Linked DNA regions of Homo sapiens: region 1 is linked to region 2. A link is a contact called in ENCODE Hi-C or POLR2A ChIA-PET data. All regions are on one chromosome and are shown on one strand. Each heading gives the region's core, a stretch centred on a gene start or an enhancer-like site at or near the end of the contact. The rest is flanking DNA. Distances are from core to core; before and after follow the strand shown. Region 1 has its middle 22 kb from the start of LINC02766. Region 2 overlaps VPS13D (vacuolar protein sorting 13 homolog D).

Region 1 (6,621 bases), core at 4,122-6,621, 170 kb after region 2:
CAGGATTCTGAAGCATGCAGAGAAATTCAGGTACTCACTCTGCTGTTGAAGGTATTGCAAATTGCTGTCGTACTTAGAAATTAACTCACACCCAGAGAAAGAAAGTCATAAAACGATGTTTCCATCCCAGTAATTCTCTATTGGAATTCATCCCAAGGAAAAGGTTTATGAGATGCAAAGGGCCAGAACCATTCAAACATGCACGGCTGCATTATTGTGAGCGGAAAAAACTGGAAACAACCTAAACATCCACTATCAAAAAAACTTTCCAAAAATACGGTAAAACCCCACGAAGGAATAGTAGAAAACTATTACAATGATATTTAAAAGGAGAAATTTAAAGATTATGCAGAAATACAAAAAACATCTGTGAAAGCGTTAAGCAAAAATCATAAATTATAAAAACGATTGAAAAAATTGGGTACTTGGTGAGTGCCCAATTTTCTTTTAAATTTTTTTCTTTTCTTGTCACGATATCATCTTTGTAATAATACTGATTAAATATTTTAAAACAATGAGCCCATGGACGGACTATCTGCTCTGGGAAGCCCCTGGCTGGGGAACTGTGGGAAAGACAGGAAGCGGAAAGGTCATGGTCCCTGGGGGAAATCCCACCGCGGGTGGGCACAGCTTCAGGAAGAACCTGTTTCTCTGGGGAGCAGGATGGTGATGACCACAGTGACCCATTTTTAAAGCAGTCAGCTCTCTTTGAAGGATCACATAAGTTTAACTTGTGATCCCTTCCTTCCTCCCTTCATTCATTCAACACATCTGAATGGAGCGCTTCCTCTGTGACAGACACAGGTTTAATGAGGTAGTTGGGGAAAACAAACCACCTCGATGCAGCGAAATCTCAGCCTAGATCTGAATGCATGTTGGCATTATTTTATTTTTTAAAAAAATTATGTATCGGCCAGGCACCCTGACTCACGCCTGTAATCCCAGCACTTTGGGAGGCCGAGGTGGGCGGATCACCGGAGGTCAGGAGTTTGAGACCAGCCTGGCCAACATGGAGACACCCCGTCTCTACTAAAGATACAAAAATTAGCCCGTCATGGTGGAAACGCCTGTAATCCCAGCTACGCGGGAGGCTGAGGCAGGAGAATCGCTTGAACCCGGAAGGTGGAGGTTGTAATCAGCTGAGATTGTGCCACTGCACTCCAGCCTGGGGGACAAGAGTGAGACTTCGTCTCAAAAAACAAAATAAAAATAAAAATAATTATGTATCATTTTTATTTATTTATTTTGAGATGGGATCTCACTCAGTCGCCCAGGCAGTGGCACAGTCTTAGCTCACTGCAACCTCCGCCTCTGGTGCTTAAGCGATCTTCCTGCCTCAGCCTCAGCCTCCCGAGTAGCTGGCACTACAGGCGCCTGCCACCATGCTGGGCTAATTTTTATACTTATTTATTTATTTATTTATTTATTTATTTAGAGATGGAATCTTGCTCTGTCACCAGGCTGGAGTGCAGTGGCACAATCTTGGCTCACTGCAACCTCCAACTCCCTGGTTGAAGTGATTCTCCTGCCTCAGCCTCCTGAATAGCTGAGATTACAGGCATGCGCCACCATGCCCAGCTAATTTTTGTATTTCTAGTAGAGATGGGGTTTCACCACGTTGGCCAGGATGGTCTCGATCTCCTGACCTCATGATCTGCCCGCCTCAGCCTCCCAAAGTGCTGGGATTACAGGAATGAGCCACCGCGCCCGGCCAGTTTTTGTAGGGACGGGATTTCAGCATGTTGCCTACGCTGGTCTTGAACCCTTGGACTCAAGCCTCCCAAAATGTTGGGATTACAGGCATGAGCCACCGCGCCTTGCTGTATCATTTTTACAATTAGAAAACATAGAGCTATGGCCCAGCACTTTGGGACACCGAGGCGGGTGGACTGCCTGAGGTCAGGAGTTGGAGACCAGCCTGGCAAACATGGCTAAACCCTGACTCTACTAAAAAAATATAAAAATTAGCCAGGCATGGTGGCATGCCCCTGTAATCCCAGCTACTCCCGAGGCTGAGGCAGGATAATCTCTTGAACCTGGGAGGCAGAGGTTGCAGTGAGCCGAGATCACGCCATTGCACTCCGGCCTGGGCCACAGAGACAGACTATGTCTCAAAACAACAACAACAAAAACAAAAACAACAACAACGAAAGAAAGAAAACATAGCGCGAATTGCATGTTAGTAAACAATGGTGATGGTTTATGGAGTCCCAGAAACATTCCCTGAAGTCAGACACCTCTTCATAGGAGAGCCAGAGCCTCATTCTTTCCACCCTGGGCCCAAGTTCCCCATCTCCCTGGCCATAGCCTATGATGATGGGGTAATGACCACAGGGTTCATCCCGTTAGGTCCCCATCCAGGAGCTGGCAGGCTCCTGAGCCCGGGAGGATGGGGTAGGAGGGTGTGGCTAGTCTGCGCAGCGGAGCCCCACTCTTACAAGCACAACTCAAGGGATTGTGTTCTTGACATGATTGGCCCCAAACTGGGTCCATTTGTTTCATGGGAAAGATGGCTCTGGGTCCAGCAGAGGAGCAGGCAGCCTATGGGTCCCCAGTCCCAGAATATAGACCTCGGGGGTCTATATCTCACCAGGGATGGTCCAATCCTCCCTTCCTACAGAGACCTCAGGCCTGTCAGCACCAAACGCCTCCCCAGGGAGAGAAGAAAGTTACAGATGGCAGGGACAAAGCATTCGGGTTTTCATTTCCTCCACGGGGTGTTGGCCACATTGGAACGTCTGTGACTGCGAGAACGGGGGCCAAATGCTCCCACGTGCTTGCCAAGCTGCGAGTACAATTCCTCCTCCTCCACCCTCTCTCCAGGGGATGCTCGCTTCCCAAGCAGCTGCATTTTTTTTTTCTCCTCCTCAGTTCTGGAGAAGGTTGATACTGAGTTCCCATTTTACAGAAACCCAAACTGAGACTGCAGGGCCTGAAGCCAGGATGGGAATGACAGAGCCAGAAGGACTGGCTCCCAATGACGAGCCTCCCAGAGGGCTCGTCTGTCCTGGGTCCTCCATGTGGTGGACAGGATCAGAGGGTGCCCTCGTTAGGGAGATGGGGTCGCCTCAATTCAACAACAGGAGGACAATCTACCAAGAAGCCCAAGGGCGAATCTCAGCTCATGACCTTGGCGTGGCCCCTGCTATTTCCTGGCCCGTAACACTGCCCCGCGGCCCTGTGCTTCTGCTCTGCCCAGCTCTCGACCTCAGCTCACACCACTCTCCTTACACAGGTGTCCCTCCTGTCATTCGGACCTCAGCTCAAAGGCCACCTCCTCTGAGAGGCCTGTGCTGACAGCCCCCACCAAAGCTGCCCTCCAAGGATTCCATCCACCTGGCATTTGCCCTGTGGGTGGTCTGTGCCCACATCTGTCTGCCCACCTCCTGCCCCCTCTCTGTCACTCTCCCCTCTGTGGACGCAGGCACCAGCCCAGTGCTCAGCATGCCACAGCCACCCAGTGCCGTGGAGTGAAGGGACATCAGGCCACTCGCAGGGCCCCAGGGCATCCTCTTGTGCCCGCCTGGGTCACCCTTCACCCCGGCCGAGCTCCACGTGGATTTGGGCCCTGCATCTTCTTGGGGAACCATCTGAGGATCTGGGCTGGGCAGGCAGCAGCGGAGGAGATTGGCAGAGGAAGGCGGCAGGAGGCCGGGGCCTGTGACCAGACCGCCAGGTCTCGTCCTGCTCTCCTGCTGACCCTATTTCCTGGGGGGACCAGACACTTCCACTGTCTCCCCCTAAGCCCATAAGCCACCACTCTGTGGCTACCTAGAGGTTTCTGTCCATGATGTCTGGTCCAGGTGGGCTCCAGTGAGTGAGGGGCAAACCTTTGGGGCAGGAGCCTGGGGCATGGCCATTGCCCGGGAGTCCCTGAACCCACTTTTCCAGAGGGAGGGGCTCTTCCCTTCTTCCCTGAAGGTGGAGCTGTCCCGTAAGGGGTGGCTCAGGTTGGAAACAAGCAAAGAGAAGAAGGGTTGGGCGAGAGGGTCACGCCTGGGAGAAGCCCCAGAGCACCAGGGCCAACTTCAGATGGAATGACCCTGGCCCCCGACAAGGGTCCCCTGTCCCTGTCAAGGGCAGATGCTGGGGTTCGCCAGGGTTGTGTGACCGGCCAAGGTGAGGGCATTGGAGAGGGAGGGAGGGAGGGAGGGAGGGAGGGAGGAAGCTTGGCCACCCTGCCCAAGTGTGGACCTCAGGCTGGGCCAAGCCCTGAGCTTCCAGGTGAAGTCACGAGAGCTCCTTGCTGGGCCCTTGGCTGGGGAGTCTGTCCCGAGCCCTCCATCCTCAGCCTCACCTGGGCTGGCAGTGGGGGAAGAGGCAGGTGACAACCCCCCCGAGAGGTGACAGCCCTGGGGCGGGAGCCGCCGCCACCTGAGAGTGGGTGAGGAGCAGGTTAGCTGGGTGAAAAGTTCACAGTGAGGGGAGCTGTCTGTTCCCTCGCTTAATTTATCCACTATTTGGCTAACCTTGCTCTGAACCCAGGCCCTGAGACCCCTCTCCCTTCTCCCCCGCCTCCCCACTGGGCTTCCGAGCCCCGCCACCAGACCTCCCGCCCAAGCCCTGAGGCAGGGACGTGCTGGCCTTGAAGAGGCCTGGGGCCCGGGCGCCGGGAGAGGATGGCTACATGGCTGTGGACAGTTATTTATGACCGCAGTCTTCCCATCTTCAGTAACCAAAATAAAGTCCGGTTGCCGGCGAGGTGCAGGCCCCCGAACGCCAGACATCCGCCAGCCAGCCTCGGAAGGCGCCCCGCCCGCCCGCCTTCGCCAAACACACAACTGCTCGGGAGACAGTGACCTTTCCTGTGGGGGCCATCTGTCATCCTGGCTTTGGGCGGGAGCCAGACACATGGACCAGCCGGCCTCGGAAGGGAGGCTGGCCTCCTTCCCTGGCCCTGGGGTGGCCTCCGGGCCTTCGGTCTGCCTCTGATGGCTCAGGGTCTGATCTCTGAAGACCCTTCCTCACCTCGGTCTCCCTTTCCCTTTGACAGATGCGGCAAGGCTGTGGAGAGAGGGAGTTCAGAGGGATTCGGGTTGGGGGTGGAGGGCAGAGGACAGTCGCCATAGTGACAGTGCCACTGACCACGCGGGATCCCAGGTTGTGCAAAAGGCCTGGCACATGTGACTTCCATCATCCATGAAGCAGCTCGGTCTTCCAGCCTGGGAGACGCGGCTGGGGGTGGCGGGGAGTCACTTCCTTACTTCTCCAAGCTGGTGGTGACCGAACAACCCAGGTCACTCTGACCCCAAAGCCAGCTGCGCTCTCAGCCCCTGGACTCTCTTTCCCATTCTCACTTTTCATTCTTTCATTGAAATCCCTTTTTGGCAACTATAAAAGCCATTTGTGTTGGCAGCAGCCAGTGGAAACACAAAGATAGACAAAGAGTGAATCATCCCAGCCGCAGCCCCGCCCCCCATATCTCAGGTGACCTTTTCTCCACGGTCTCCGCACTCACAAATGCACACAAGCGTGTGGACACCTGGGCGTGTGTGTCAGCAGGGAATCGCTTGTTTTGACAATAATAGGATCCCCACCACACATTCCTCCGCAGCTGTTTACTAACCGTGCCGCGCGGGGCAGCCCCGGCTCCAACATATCTGAGTCATTCTTGTTCATAGCTGCACGAGATTCCTAATCTGGGATGAATCGCGGTTAATATCACTTGCTTACTTTTTTTTTGTTTTTTTGAGACAGGGTCTTGCCTTGTCATCCAGGCTGGAGTGCAGTGGTGCGATCATAGCTCACTGCAGCCTTGACCTCCCGGGCTCAAACGATCTTCCCACCTCAGCCTCCTGAGTAGCAGGGACTACAGATGCTCATCCCTACGCCCTGCTAATTTTTAATTTTTTTTTTTTTTTTGTAGAGACGTCCCACTATGTTGCCCAGGCTGGTCTTAAACTCCTTTTTCTAGAACCAGCCGCAGCCCCTCAGCTGCCATTTTTCTCCCTGTGGCTGGGGAGGGGTGGAGCAGGGCTAATTCCACTCCTGCAAGGAAGGGCAGAGCCAGAGACAGATGGGGTTGACCCTGGGGGTTCCCCGTCCCTGACCCAGGGCCGCCTGTGATGGACTGCCGGACAGAACTGGTCAGCTGCCGACACCACACTGCCAGGTGCCCACCAGGACGCCCACCGACTGCCAGTCAGGAGGGGCCAGCAGTCAGGAGGGGTCTTAAGCAATCCTCCCACCTTGGCCTCCCAAAGTGTTGGGATTACAGGCGTGAGCCACGGCTCCTGGCCACCTGCTTGCTTTTGTAATGGGGTAGGCCCCACACACAGAGCAGAGTTCTGAAGTGTACAGCTCAGTCAGTGTCACGTGTGTGTGGCCACCCCTCAGATCATGACACCCAACATTTCCTGCCCCCAGAGGTTTTCCCCCCAACCATAGCAGCCCTAAAGGTGGCCACTCGGGTTACCTCGATCTCACAGATGAGTTGCACTTGTCTTTGAACCTCATCATACAGAAGACAGTCTTTTGTATCTGGCTTCCTTTGCTCAATGTTTTGTTTGTGTCACCCGTGTTACTGCATGTGGCCGGGAGGTGTTCATTTTCATTGCTGTGTAGTGTTCCATTGTATGAGTACCTACCATAAGTCATCCATACTCCTAACTGATGCAAATT
Region 2 (7,419 bases), core at 4,764-7,263:
TATTTATATACTGTACATATTTATTTCTATGTCTACATATCAAAATCTAGCAGTTCACACCAATATTTCCAATTCAAGTCCAGTATGACAAAGTTCATTCTAATTTTCTCCCTTTCCCTATTTGTACTTCCCTTGTCCAGCACTGAGAATATGTTTATTGATTTGATCAGTTCCCCTGAATGTAACAGTGTAACTCATCCTCCGTCACCACAGTTGTCCCATGTCCTGTATGAACACCCTGGTTTCTTCCCTTGGGCTCTGATCTCCATGTACTGGGCAGCCCTGCCCTCTTCCCACCCTGTCCTTCGCAGGAATGCCCTCCTCACCTCCCTCTGTGATGCTCCCATTAAACCCCTCCCCAACCTCCCAACTTGGCTTCAGCCCCTGCTCTGGGCTGCCCCATCGCTTAGGTGGATGCCTTTCTTGTTCCACATGCGCTTTAACAATTCCACACTGGGCCACCCCAACCCCCATCCCCACCACACACACAAGCCCCATGGAGTTCTGCCTTCCACAGTCCCATCTAAAGATTTTAGAACTAAATTATTAGGGAAGGGAGGAAGGGAACTGGAAGGAGAATGGTGCATCTCAGATTTTCAAGTGGAAATTTTGGTAGTTTCCAAATTATGATGAGCCTGGACAAATGGGCAGGCAGTAGAGGAATCCCAGTATGGAAACTTGATCTCACCTGGGTATGTCTGTGTTGATTCCCAGTCTGCAGCATCTACAGGATAACCGAGATGCTTTTCCTGTTGTTTCTGGTGCTGTGCAGAGATGCTTTCTGTTTCTGTGAACAGAGAAGCAAGCATGTGGGAATTGGAGATGGGAAGCACAGCTTAGCTTCATCTCTTTTTGCAGACAGAGGAGGCAGTAGCACACAGCAGAGACAGCATGATGTGTTTTTAGGTTTGAGTTCTGGCTTTGCCACTTAAAGATATATAGTATCTGGTATTTCCCATTTCTCTCAGTTTCATTTTTCAACTGACCTCCCAGGTTTGCTGGAAGGATTAGCTAAGATAATGTACATAAAGTGGTCTGTAAAGAGATGTAATGATAATAACACAACAAACATTTATTGAGGCTCTACCCTGTGCCAGGCATGTACTAATAAGCGTGTTACATTTATTACACTTATCACAAAAACCATGAGGCAATTTTTCTCGTTGACAGATCAGGAAACGGAGGCTCTAAGAGATTAAGTAACTTGTCCAAGGTCATTCAGCTTGTAAATTGTGTAGCTGGATCTCAGATCCTGGCATTTTGACTCCAATGTTCATGCTACTTTGTTAGTTTTTACCTTGTAGAATGTGATAAAAAGCTATCTGTCCGGCCAGGGGTAGCATGTAAATGAGTTTGTGGTACCCTGATGTGTCTGATGCTCTGGAGGAGTTCCTGCCTAGTGGGAGTGTATGTGATCCTGGCAGATCTAGCTGGAGTGTAGGTGTGACTGAAAAGGAATGATACAGATTGTGCTAGAGAGGCAACATAGCAGAGCAGTTAAGCGTGCTGACTCTGGAATCAGGCTGCAGAGATTCACATGTTGGACCTACCATCTAACTAGTTATTTCACTGTGGGGAAGTTACTTCATCTCACCGAGCCTTAACTTCCTCATCTATGAGGAGGGACATATGTCACTGGATTGTTTGCAGCAGTAAATGAGTTTTTTTCTTTTTTTCTTTCTTTTTTTTTTTTTGAGACGGAGTTTCGCTCTTGTTCCCCAGGCTAGAGTGCAATGGCGCAATCTTGGCTCACTGCAACCTCTGCCTCCTGGTTTCAAGTGATTCTCCTGCCTCAGTTTCCCGAGTAGCTGGGATTACAGGCATGCGCCACCACGCCCAGCTAATTTTTGTATTTTTAGTAGAGACGGGGTTTCACCATGTTGGCCAGGCTGGTCTTGAACTCCTGACCTCAGGTGATACACCTGCCTCGGCCTCCCAAAGTGCTTGGATTACAGGCATGAGCCACCACGCCCGGCCTAAATGAGTTGTTTTATGTAAGTCTTATGGACCAATGTCTAGCGCATAGTAAGTTCTCAGTAAGTATTATGACTTCTAGTATATAATGGATTATATAGACTTTCATGATTGACCTGGAAGCCCAACTGCTGTTTCCAAAATATTTCTAAAGAGAAAATATATTTAGAACTAGCAATCTGGCCAGGCACGGTAGCTCATGCCTTTAATCCCAGCACTTTGGGAGGCCGAGGCAGACAGATCACCTGAGGGCAGGAGTTTGAGACCAGCCTGGCCAACATGGCGAAACCCTGTCTCTACTAAAAATACAAAAATCAGCCAGGCGTGATGGTGCATGCCTGTAATCCCAGCTACTCGGGAGGCTGAGGCAGGAGAATTCGCCTGAACCCAGGAGGAGAGATTGTAGTGAGCCGAGATCGCACTATTTCACTCCAGCCTGGAGAACAGGAGCGAAACTCCATCCCAAAAAAAAAAAAAAAAAAAAAGAATTACTAGCAATCAATTAGCATAACCTTGAATACAACCAACTTAACACTTGTGATACAATCAATTCATGAAAATTGGACACCATCAATATAGTACGCTTTCCTTATAAACATTCGGGACGGGGAGGAAGACCTCTGGTAAATTCTGATTCAAAGTCAGATATTGAGCATATCGTATAGTCTTTATGTAATTGCACTCTTCTTTAAGGTAAGGGCACCGGACGGTCATCATCTGGAATGGCAGTGATCATGGCAGTATAGCTAGTGTAGGAGGCTGCCCCGCCATTTGTTTCTAATTTCTAAAAAAGGAAAAAAACTCGGTTATGAAAATAATACGTTTGTTAAAATGCACATTATTTGTAATGTTTGGTTGTTTGGTTCAAGAGGTTAGCATATTTTACCCTAAGAACAACAAAAGATAGATAACCATGAAAGTTTGAATTAAGCATTTATATAATGTGGAAAACGTCTAAATAAACTTCCTATATGAGAACTTATTTAGCCCTAGAGGAAGCTCTTGAAGTGAGGAGCTAGCTGTGGCTGCCCATAATGGCTCTTTCTCTTTTTGCTTGTACCTACTTAACAGGAACCAGGAAAGCGTTCTCAGCTGTGGAGGATGACAGGAACAGGAATGCTGGCCCATGAGGGCTCCTCAGTTCCTCACAATCCCAATAAGCCCTCAGCCGCCCGCTCCACCGAGGGGTCTGCCATCTTAGATATTGCTGGTCTCGCTGCAGTGACTGACAACAGGTAATTTTCTAGGCAACTTTTGATTCAAGCTCATTGCTTTCAAATTCAGACTCAGAGGAAATCTACAACAAAAACTAAGAGTTCTATAAATAAAGTAAAAATGTATATTTTTTTCAATGACAAAAACCTGTCATATTCCCAAATATGAGTATTGGGCTTTCCCTTTAAATATTTTAAGCTTTGATGAAATACCCATGCAGATGTTAAGAAACTTCAAACAATAAAATGGGTATAATGTGAAAAGTGATTATTTCTTCCACCCAAATTCCAGTCCGTCCTTATTCTGAGGAAGTAGTTTCTTTTTTACATCTTCCTAATAACTTTGTCAAATCCTTCAAAAGCAGAAATTAATTATTAAGAGAATAATCAGATGTATTTTTATGAATAAATCCTTGGATTCAAATTAGCTCTTTAAGTTTGAATAAGTTACTTGATTTGCCTGTGCCTTAGTTTCTCCATAAAAATCAGTGTGTTTTCAGTTAATACCTTATTTCCAGAAAAACTTTAGTTGACTTACAAGTTAGAACAGAAAAGAATTTAGAAATACAACAGAAAAAAGACTGTTGGAAAGATTTTACATGTATTTAGCAGCTATTCCTTCCATACTGCATGGTAAGTTGCCGTTTTGAGAATGCAAGAAGCCATATTACTGTGTGTTATGAAATCTTTAATGTCTTACTTTGTGTCCCCTCTTCATGTTTTTCCATTTTGCTTTATTCCTCTTTTCTTATCAAGAGATACCTAACTGCCCTAGGATTCAAGCTAACTACCCATTCAGTTTTAAGGGTGGAGGGCATTAGAAGGAAGAAGAGCAAAGCCATCATCCTCATGTTCCCTTCAGGCGTGAAACAGTTGACTCGGAGGTTTCATGGTTCATTGTGTATTCCGTTTTCCAGATACGAGCCACTGATGCTGAGAAAGCCTGACCGCAGGCGAAGCACAACTCAGACGTGGAGTTTCCGAGAAGGAAAACTGACCTGTGGGTTACATGGGTTGGTCGTCCAGGTCAGTCGTTTTTGATCCCCAATTGCAGCAAGCAGTGGTTGAGCCTTCTTTGAAACAAAGTCTCTACTAAGTTATACATGATGAATTGTTCAGTGGGAAAACTAGTTACAGAGCAATACTTATTCTATTCCATTTTAGTTAAAAGGAAGTCAGAGTTTTGTTGTGCATTTGTGTATTTTTTTTTTTTTTTGAGGTGGAGTCTTGCTCTGTCGCTCAGGCTGGAGTGCAGTGGCACAATCTCGGCTCACTGCAAGCTCCGCCTCCCGGGTTCACGCCATTCTCCTTCCTCAGCCTCCCGAGTAGCTGGGACTACAGGTGCCCGCCACCACGCCCGGCTAATTTTTTGTATTTTTTAGTAGAGATGGAGTTTCACCATGTTAGCCAGGATGGTCTCGATCTCCTAACCTCGTTATCCACCCGCCTTGGCCTCCCAAAGTGCTGGGATTACAGGCGTGAGCCACCGCGCCCAGCCCCGCATTTGTGTATGTTTACATGGGAAAAGTTCTTGGAGATGGTATGCAATACATGTGTTAAGAGTGATTGCCCTGGATGATAAGATATGTTTTTCATGGCTTACCTGGACTTTTTCTTTGATGTCATATATTACCAATGTAATTTTAAAAAGAAAAAAATTACCTATGTAATTTTAAAAAGAAAAAAATTACCTATGTAATTTTAAAAGTCCAGCACTAAGTTAGATGAATTAGATTTAGACCTGGGAAGTTAATGGCATAGCTGCAAGTCCTCTGTAAAGGGTTCTATGACATGGTGAGCATTCGCCAGGCATCTACATGCTCTTGATTCTGTTCATTTTGGCCTAAATAAGCATTGAATTGCTGTAGCAAATGTCAGAATGAAGATTGCTGGACAGTTTCCTCCTCAGCCAGTCTACCTCATGATAAACTCCCAGCTACTTTCTAAGCAAATATGTGTTTGGCAAATTACCAAGGGTTTGGATTTTCTGCCCTTTCTGGCTTCAGGCTGGGAATGAGAACAGGGGTCTGAGAAGTAGGAAGGTGTCTAGGAGGTTTGGACATGCAGTAGACTAGCACCTGCAATTGTGTGTGCAGTTCTGTCCAGCCTGGGATTTTACACAAAAGGGAAACAGGAGACTATCAGACTCTTGATAGAGAACTCTGAGTGTACTTAGATTGTACTCCAGGGCAGTTTGCAAAAACTGTAAGGAGCCTCTGACTGCTTTTGGTGAGATTTATTTTCTTTATCTCTATCGCCCTGAGCTTTTTTCATCAAAGACAAGCTGCTTACTTATATGTAGCACACATCTGGAATGGATTTGTGATTTTCAATTAGCAATACAATTCAAACTTCTAGAGGCAAAGAGGGCTTGTTATAATTGGTGGGTTTCATGTCTGACCCTGACTTCACTTCTAGTTTGTTTCTAAAGCCCATGTAATTCCAATGCTCTTGGAGCATTTTCTTCCTTAAAATCTTTTTTTGGTGTTTGTTGTTTTGTGAATCTATTTCATCATTTCCCTGCTTGTTAGTGACAGTATAATAACAGTATTCAGCAGAGCAGAATGTGTTTTGGTTAGGGAAGTAAGCTTGTTTCAATCTTATTATGCTGAATAAAGTCATTGAAGACATTAAAACATTTTCTGACACTGCTCTTATTAGGTTGTATATGCTCTTTCTTTCTAAACTTATAATAGCTATAAAAAGCTTTCTTTGTGTTGAAACCTGTACTATAAACCCTGCTCAAAGTTTGCTTTTCATGAGTCAATATTTAAAAGTTAACAAAGGGGATTTAGACACTCTTTGCCATTGTCTTCTCTAGCCTTGTGTTTGCTTTCCCACAGCCATAATCCTGTAGACTCGATTTACTTGGGGCATGTAGCAAGGTGTTTTCCTCCAAAGGCCTTGTTAAAGCAAACTAAATATGGCCTGAGAAGGACTCCGTACTTCTATAATTGAATCCCTGTGGACCAACTGTAACCTAGAGTAATCGGCAGGCAAGATTGAAATCCTTACTTAGGAGTATGTGCCTGTAACAATAGCTGAGACTTGGCCAGTCACAGCAGCCATACTTCCACCACTCACAGATGGCTGAGTGTTCAGACTGTGTTCAAATAAGGCAGACGCCAACCTGTAACCAATCCAGCTGTTTACTTCCAACTTCTGTACATCACTTCCCTTTCTTTGTCTATAAATTTGTTCTGACCACGAGGCATCCCTGGAGTCTCTCTGAATCTGCTGTGATTCTGGAGGCTGCCTGATTTGTGAATTGTTCATTGCTCAATTAAACCCCTTTAAATTTAATTCGGCTGAAGTCAGTCAGTCTGTCTTTTTTTCTTTTTCTTTCTTTTCTTTTCTTTCTTTCTTTCTTTCTTTCTTTCTTTCTTTCTTTCTTTCTTTCTTTCTTTCTTTCTCTCTCTCTCTCTCCTTCCTTCCTTTCTTCCTTCCTTCCTTCCTTTCTTTCTCTTTCTTTCTTTCTTTCTTCCCTTTCTTCTCTCTCTTTCTTTCTTTTTCTTTCTTTCTTTTTCCTTTTCCTCTTTTCTTTTCTTTTGACAAAGTGTCGCTCTTGTTGCCCGGGCTGGAGTACAATAGCACAATCTCAGTTCACTGCAACCTCCGCCTCCCGGGCTCAAGCGATTCTCCTGCCTCAGCCTCCTGAGTAGCTGGGATTACAGTTGCCTGCAACCATGCCTGGCTAATTTTTGTATTTTTAGTAGAGATAGGGTTTCACCATGTTGACCAGGCTGGTCTCAAACTCCTGACCTCAGATGATTCGCCCGCCTTGGCCTCCCGAAGTGCTGGGATTACAGGCTGAGCCACCTCGCCTGGCTTGAAGTTTTTCTTTTAACAGCCTGAATAACTGGGTATCAGGTGACATTCTCAACTCTGTATTCCATTCTAGAAGAAACACCATCTTTTGAGTATTTGGATTGGTTGTCCAGCCATAGGCCTGTTTGGGGAGGTTTTCAACTCAAGAATTTTCCTCTTACTGGAAAGCTGAATGATTATAATAATTATTTTCTATTTTCAGAATATTTCAGATTTTTAAGCAAACCCTAGTAAGAATACTCAAAGAAACAGCTAGTTTTGGCTACTTTTTTAGAAGTTTATTTTAATGACAAGAAGTTAGTACTAGTAAAAGGCAGAATTAAACTGATCTATGCATGAAATTATCTCTTATTCATAATTACCAAAATTTATGAGCATAACTTTTCATCTTACTGAAGTAATT

The links. Hi-C counts contacts between places; a loop is a spot of excess contacts on that map. ChIA-PET counts read pairs that join two places held with the same protein, here RNA polymerase II (POLR2A).
Region 1: a loop to region 2 is called in a map of Calu3, with 2.1 times the contacts of the local background. The contact joins two enhancer-like sites. A Hi-C loop is called at or near these places in 1 of 168 maps with a recorded cell type or tissue (Calu3). POLR2A ChIA-PET finds 5 or more read pairs at or near these places in 4 of 52 experiments (AG04450, HEK293, HepG2 and 1 more).

The regions. Positions count from the first base shown.
Region 1 is chr1:12,544,525-12,551,145 of GRCh38, forward strand. No RefSeq gene overlaps it. Among named protein-coding and RNA genes, the nearest start is that of LINC02766, 22 kb to the left of the region's middle. RefSeq lists enhancers at 3,498-4,005, 5,275-5,569. Within about 2 kb of position 5,372, at least 28 of the 41 ENCODE cell types and tissues checked have a DNase peak (open chromatin) inside an H3K27ac peak, as active enhancers do.
Region 2 is chr1:12,375,383-12,382,801 of GRCh38, forward strand. It overlaps VPS13D (vacuolar protein sorting 13 homolog D), which reads left to right. Exons shown (of 70, transcript NM_015378.4): 56 at 3,046-3,209; 57 at 4,106-4,214. Among named protein-coding and RNA genes, the nearest start is that of SNORA59A, 130 kb to the right of the region's middle. Within about 2 kb of position 6,014, at least 8 of the 41 ENCODE cell types and tissues checked have a DNase peak (open chromatin) inside an H3K27ac peak, as active enhancers do.